Linked DNA regions of Homo sapiens: region 1 is linked to region 2. Evidence: chromatin contacts called from ENCODE Hi-C or POLR2A ChIA-PET data. All regions are on one chromosome and are shown on one strand. Each heading gives the region's core, a stretch centred on a gene start or an enhancer-like site at or near the end of the contact. The rest is flanking DNA. Distances are from core to core; before and after follow the strand shown.

Region 1 (3,283 bases), core at 731-3,230, 1.1 Mb before region 2:
TTGCATTCCCATCCCAATCAGTCTTAGTGAAAACCACTGATTCAGGGTAATTTCCCAGGACATAGTGGGTGTTGTGGGAGTGACAGCCCACATAGAGGGAAAAACTGACTTAAGGAGGGCCTAGGAGGGTCCTCCCTCAGGATATCCTATACAAGCTTGTGGGGCAGAGGGCCATGCCTTCCTGTGTGGTGAAGCTATGGAAGGGTTGATGGTGGTTTACATCCATGTCTTCCAGAGTATGGGAAAAGACTGTCTGCAGTAGGAGTGAATAAACCTAAGTTGTAGAGAGATGCAGGGGAACGGGCCCGCTGAGAGGGAAGCCTGGTACTTCCAATGGGTGGCTCCAGCTATCCCTGAAGCCCTGGTGCTCCGGGGGGTAGCTAACTTTTGGATTACTCTAAACTTCATTTTGATGAGCAACCAAAGAGACTGGGGAATAAGGATTGGTGAAGTGCTCTATTTCTAGAGGCTTGTATTCCAAGATGTGTGTGAGAGTTTTGTCTGCTGGGGGGCCAGGCTAGTACCTGAGAAGTCTGGTCTGAGCTTGCATCTCTGTGGCCTGTGGAGACTTAACATGGAAAGGGATCATCCTGGTAGTTTATCCTTACACAAAATGGATTGGCCTGGGAGTGAAAACTAATTGTACTTGTAAAGTTTCAATTGTCTTTTCTTAAATAAAGGGGGGGTGGGGGCACGGTGCAAAAATTGGGGAAAACCGTGAAAGGGAAAAGCATTTTGAAAAATTTTTAAATGCCCCTTATTATTTTGTAGTTGCAGGATTTTGGTTTAATTTGAATCAGTTAACTCTCAGAGGACATCTGTAGCATTTAGAAAAGGATGGCTAATTTGCAGCAGATACGAGCTTTTGTGCAAAGGCAGAAAGATGTACTGTAACATATGATGCAGATCACTTTAGAGTAATTGAACCATGGCTTTTGCATGCTTTCGATCTTAAGCTTATCTCTATCTGAAGCCTGTAGAAAGTCTTTTTCCATTTACATAACAGGGCAAGAGATTATTACTACTAAAATTAGATCCACGAATTGCTATGCATAGTGCTTTGTAGCATAATCAAATTATGATAAAATAGCCTTTATTTCTTTATAGCTATATAATATAGTTAGGTTCTTTCACAATTTGTTTAGAAGTAAATGGGTGGCAGTACTATCTTATTATATTAAAACATTGCTGATTTTTGGCCAAATTGACAACCTTGCTTGATTGTTTTTTAGAGATGCTTATTTGAAGAATGGGGAGGAGCCTGACAAAGGCTAATATGTTTTCCTTTCTTGCCACTCCTCCCCCCAGCCTTTTTTTTTTAAATGTGAGCCACTGCTCGTAAGTTCTTCCTGCACATCCTTATCACTTACTGTGATAATACGATCCTGAGAAAATGGTTCCTGTTCATTTGATGTGACCAGATAAAGTCAAAAGCCTTATGCCCTGGAGAATCCTTAACTGTTTTCTCCCAGATTCTGAACAGGGCAAATCACAAAAACCTTGTCATCAGTTAAATTATTCTTGTAAAGATGTAAACATGGTAGGGGAGGGAAAACAAACTCAGAGAATCAAGGAAAAAAATGTGGCAGTGGGGGAAGAGAAGAAAATGGAAATTAAGACTTGCAATGGAGGAAAAAACAGCAGAAAGGAGAGAACAGAAAAAATACGACAAGGATATGGCTATGAGGGAAATGAAGGCTAGAGAGAGGGCAAAATATAAAACCAAGGGAAGCTTAAAACATGGTAAGAGCAGATTCCATCCCGTTTAAAGGCTCTGAAAGTTTCTTGATGGCTCTATTGAGCAGAACCCCCCACCCCCATCCCATTCTATATTATTGTTAATGCTAAAGGTAGCTGTAGCTGCAGAGGTGGCATTTCTTCTAATTTAATTTTCAGTTACTGAACTCAGTTACTGACTCTTTAGAGCCGGAGGGAGGATGAGCCTTTGTTAAAGCTGCAGCCGTTAACTTTCACTTTTCTTTTCAACCTCATTAGATTTCCTGAGGTTTAGTTCTAGACTTAAAGCACTGCACTGTGGCTAAACTATGTAAAATAACATTTTTGGTGAAAAGCAACACCTGCAAAAATGTCACACAAATTTCAACTTTAGTTGTACCCAGTGATGTCACCAAATGAAGTGCTAGTGCAGACGACACAAGTAATAGGGTATTAAATTTGTCACGGGCTTCATGGAAGCCACAGCCTGTGACTCCTTCATGGCATCCTGCAGTGCAATGATGAACCAGAAAAACTCCTTGTCTGGTGGCACCTTTATATTTGTGTTCAATGAGTAGCACACCCATGCAGACATAAGCCTCATTGAAGCAGGATTTAGAAGAGGCTGCTTCCCTGGTTTAGTCCACACAGGGCATCAAAATTCTGATTTAATTGGTATGGGTAACCTGTTTCCCATGTGTAGGGAGATTCTTGAACTCAGAATATTACAAAAATGACATTTTCTTGATTTCTTGAGAATGACTAAAGGCTGGAATGAGAACTACAGATGATTGACTCTGAACAATCAGGTACAATGATCTACAAAGTTTATACAATGCATGTGGTGATCAGTCTCTGCTGTCATGTCTTTCGGAGAAACATCTCTATGCTGGCCCAATCTGTGGATCCTGGGGTGGTGACCTCGTCCCAAATGGTCAGGGACAACCAGGGAGGCTTTACTGCCTCAGGACTCACTTTGCTGCTCAGAGAGTCTCTGTGCCTCTGGTCTCTATGACAAGCTGTTTTCTCTCCTCTGTTGTTGCATTCTGTTCTTTATGTGACATAGAAAGACATTTTAAAGCCACCTAAGTGGGACAAGTCCCTCCTGTGAAGGGTGGAAATCTAATTGGATCCACCGTCTCTTTGGTGCCTTGGCAGTGCCTATGCAACACCTTTAAATCTCCTGTAAGCAACGGTAACTTGGACGTACTGTGTAACCACTTCTTGTCCAATATCATGTACGTTTGCTTTTCTTGACATACTAGCTGTGTAAAAGTCACTCTAAAGGATACATAATGATATAGGAATTACTAAAGAAAAAGTTGGCTGGGTGGGTGGCTAAAATATTTTATATTTTATTATTCTCCATTAAAAAGGTAGTGAAATAAAATCAGATTTATTTGATAGAAATATGTACCAGATTTCATTTGGGCTTGTTCTAGAGGAGTATTTTCCACAAGATTTTTATTATTTTTTTTAAATTTTTTTAAATTTTAAGTACAATAGGAAATATATTTAAATCATGACCCATTTATTACAATGTACACAATTCTTACTAAGAAACCAT
Region 2 (3,335 bases), core at 255-2,754:
TGGAAATCACAGTCTGCCAACTCTTTTAAATGCCTATTTTTATTATCCTTTACATAAAACTAAGGAGTTGTCAAATATCTTTCAGAAAAACAAAATGAAAAGAATTTATATGATATATATAACAGTCATGAGGCTAAGACTTTATATAGACATTTAATTATCTAGATCACTTATTTTCCTATCTTTTGTACCATTATGTTTTTCTCTTTTAAATTATTCTTTCCCCAACATGCAACATTTTAGGTTGTTCACAATTCATTGTAATCAATTTGCCATGCCCTTTGATCTTCTCTTTTTCTCTCTTTTCTTAGCCAATTTATGAGACCAGGTTAGCCACATATGTTGAGTGTGTGGCTCTCCAAAATTATATACCACAAATGGCATAAGTTTGAGGAATTCAGATAACTGTGGCAAACTCTAACCTCAGCTGTACCCAACAAAAATGAAAAAGAAAAGGCTTTCCCTTTCTTAAGCCCCTAAAAACATTTTAATAGAAAGCAGAGTTAAAGTCATCCTGCCACTTCTTCTTTTTACCTGTGTGGGCTTTTCAAGACCTAAATTCTCTAGGTCTCATCATCTTTCTCTTTCTTTTTATTTATTTATTTATTTTTTAGAAAAGCTATTTGCCATAGGGAAATCCATTTTTCGGATTGGATATATAATAAATACATGAGAGAATAAGGTATGCCTAAATGGGACAAACCAGAATCCATGTAAATTTTGAACCTCACCTGCAATTTTGAAAGTCCTATTAATTTAAAAAATAGTAAATACCTTAATTTTCATGATAGCTTACTGTAAGGCTCCCTAGAGGCAATGAAAATGGGAATCTCAATAAAACGAATACTACCATACATCCTGGCTTCAGAGATGAAAACAGAGGGAGAGGATTGGCTAGTTATCAACAGAAGGGTAAGGAAAAAAAGCACAGAGAAAGAACAGACAAGGCAACAAAAGTGGCAGAACTGTAAGGGCCAATACGCATCCACTGCTTCAAGTTTTTCAGCCATGTTCCATTCTCCGAGATTTCTGGTAGTGCTTCAAGAATACTGGTCTCCAAACTCTTCCTGAAAAGGGCTAGGAATGCTTCTGCCTGAAGATCTTACCTATTCTTTCTGGGCCCCGTGATCTCCCTACATGATTGATCAACCTACTATTTCAACTCTTTCAAGCCTTTTCACAAATGTCAACTTCAGTGAGGCCTCTATTTAAAAATGAGCACCCTACGAAATCCTTTCCTCATTTCTGATTATCCCCTGTGAATTTACATCTGCCTACTCCGTACCCTCAGTTTATGCCCCTTGAACACTCTTGCCGGGCGCTTCTCCTTTAAATCTTGCCTGGAAGGGGCGGAGCTATGTCCCAGACTCACCGAGAGGAGCGTTCTCTAGGCTCCGCCCACTTACGTCTCAGTGGGCGCCCTAACGAACCCGGGATACGGTCTGTTCCTAGTCCGCTCCGGAAATGCAACTGCGTACGGGCTGGCCGCGTAATCGTGACGACAGCGCGCCAGCGCCGGCTAGCCGGACGCCCTAGGCTTCCGCGAGATCTTCGGTGGGGGTACGGGTGTTTTACGCCAGGACGCTGATGCGTTTGGGTTCTCGTCTGCAGACCCTCTGGACCTGGTCACGATTCCATAATGTACCACAACAGTAGTCAGAAGCGGCACTGGACCTTCTCCAGCGAGGAGCAGCTGGCAAGACTGCGGGCTGACGCCAACCGCAAATTCAGATGCAAAGCCGTGGCCAACGGGAAGGTGAGGTTTTCCCAACGGTTGCCCAGTTGCCCGGTCACTAAATTCTGAGCAGCTGCGGGAGCTCTTCTGGCTCCCAGGACAATCTCGCTCCGTCGTTTCTCTGCCTCTGCGGCGCGGAGTGCGTTTTTCTATCAAAATAAGCGAGCACCTTGCCAGGTTCCGTGGGTACAAAGACGAACAACGCCATCCCCGTCGTCGAATGGCAGACAAGTAACCAGTCTTTGTAACGTAGTGAAGAAGAGAGTAAGTAGTGTGCTAAGGTAGTGCGTGGCAAGAGCCGTTCACTTGTCAAGAGATGATGTTGGGGAAGGTTTTTCCCAGTAGCCAATGCGGAGAAAATGGGAAAGGAAGTTCCAGGCAGTCAGAACCACCGTTCAGAGTGGGAGGGAGGTCAGAAGTTACAGAGATGGTGCGTGGACGTGTTTGTGGTCGTATGTGGCCGAAGTTGAGTACCTGTGCAGGAATGGCTGGGGAGGGTAGGAAGGGAACTTGTAAGTGGAAGTGAGGCGTTTAACATTTCCACTGAAAGGATGAGGAACCTTTGAAATATTTAAAATGGGAAGCTAACCTTATCAGATTTCCGTTCTGGAAACAGCGCTCTAGCAACCTCGTGGTGAATGGGTTGGATGAGGGAGGGAGACCAGAGACCAAGTACAAACCAAGTGACTGAAGATGGTTTGGACTATGGCCCGCTAGCCAAGTTCCTTCTGTTACAGCTCTCGGACTGGTTTAATCTTTCCTGCAAGCTCCACTCCAGCAAGTGTTCAGTGCCTCCAAATTACCGATACTGAGTTACTTTACTTTCTACCTTTAATTCACATCTATTTCATATCACTGATTTTAGCACCTGAATTAGTTTCCTAAGGGCTGCCTTAAAAAAATCACCACAAACTGGGTAGCTTAAAATAACAGAAATTTATTGAAACATTTGCTGTTTTTTTACAACTTGTGACGTAATGACTGACCGAGAAACGGATGTTGGAAGCTTTCCAATCATATTTTAAAAAGTCTGTCTACTTTTTAATTTATAAATAATGATATCACAACTGTGAGCATGTGCACACAGCCTGTCATGATTGTTTATACTTTAATGAAGCAAAGGTCTAGCTGACATTCCGAAAAGTCGTGAAATGATGGTACAGTTTTAGTTTATTAAATATTTTCCTACAGCTATTTTGTGTAATGATTAGCGAATCTATAAAGAAAATGAGGCGTGATATATACCCTTCGTTGGATATATAAACTAAATTTAATCTAGATAGAGAAAAATGTTTTACAATTGTTTAATTCATTGAATTCATTGAACTTGTGTTGTAATTGTTGATCTAAAGGTTCTTCCGAATGATCCAGTCTTTCTTGAGCCTCATGAAGAAATGACACTCTGCAAATACTATGAGAAAAGGTTATTGGAATTCTGTTCGGTGTTTAAGCCAGCAATGCCAAGATCTGTTGTGGTAAGTTACAGTGGTGATGAAATATAATGTCCTTTAGTTGGCTTGTGAAATTTGACCTCTTCTAAATTCCCTGTCCACTCAAGTCTTAAAAATTCACCTTAGTTACAATTAATTAGTTTTTGGCA

Evidence for each region. A loop is a pair of places that touch in the nucleus more often than their neighbours do. ChIA-PET counts read pairs that join two places held with the same protein, here RNA polymerase II (POLR2A). Pooled maps may share reads with other maps.
Region 1: a map of naive thymus-derived CD4-positive, alpha-beta T cell shows a loop between it and region 2 (6-fold over the local background). The contact joins the enhancer-like site here to the promoter of CCNH in region 2. A Hi-C loop is called at or near these places in 1 of 168 maps with a recorded cell type or tissue (naive thymus-derived CD4-positive, alpha-beta T cell) and 10 of 50 pooled maps. POLR2A ChIA-PET finds 5 or more read pairs at or near these places in 1 of 52 experiments (T-cell).

What each region holds. Positions count from the first base shown.
Region 1 is chr5:88,501,253-88,504,535 of GRCh38, reverse strand. No RefSeq gene overlaps it. Among named protein-coding and RNA genes, the nearest start is that of LINC02060, 64 kb to the right of the region's middle. RefSeq lists enhancers at 2,136-2,245, 2,256-2,405. Within about 2 kb of position 1,980, at least 5 of the 41 ENCODE cell types and tissues checked have a DNase peak (open chromatin) inside an H3K27ac peak, as active enhancers do.
Region 2 is chr5:87,411,099-87,414,433 of GRCh38, reverse strand. CCNH (cyclin H) reads left to right here and starts at 1,504. Exons shown (of 9, transcript NM_001239.4): 1 at 1,504-1,756; 2 at 3,088-3,210. The coding sequence starts at 1,640. LOC105379066 (a long non-coding RNA gene) reads right to left here and starts at 1,452. Exons shown (of 3, transcript XR_948543.1): 1 at 1,373-1,452. RefSeq lists enhancers at 1,548-1,717, 1,748-1,877.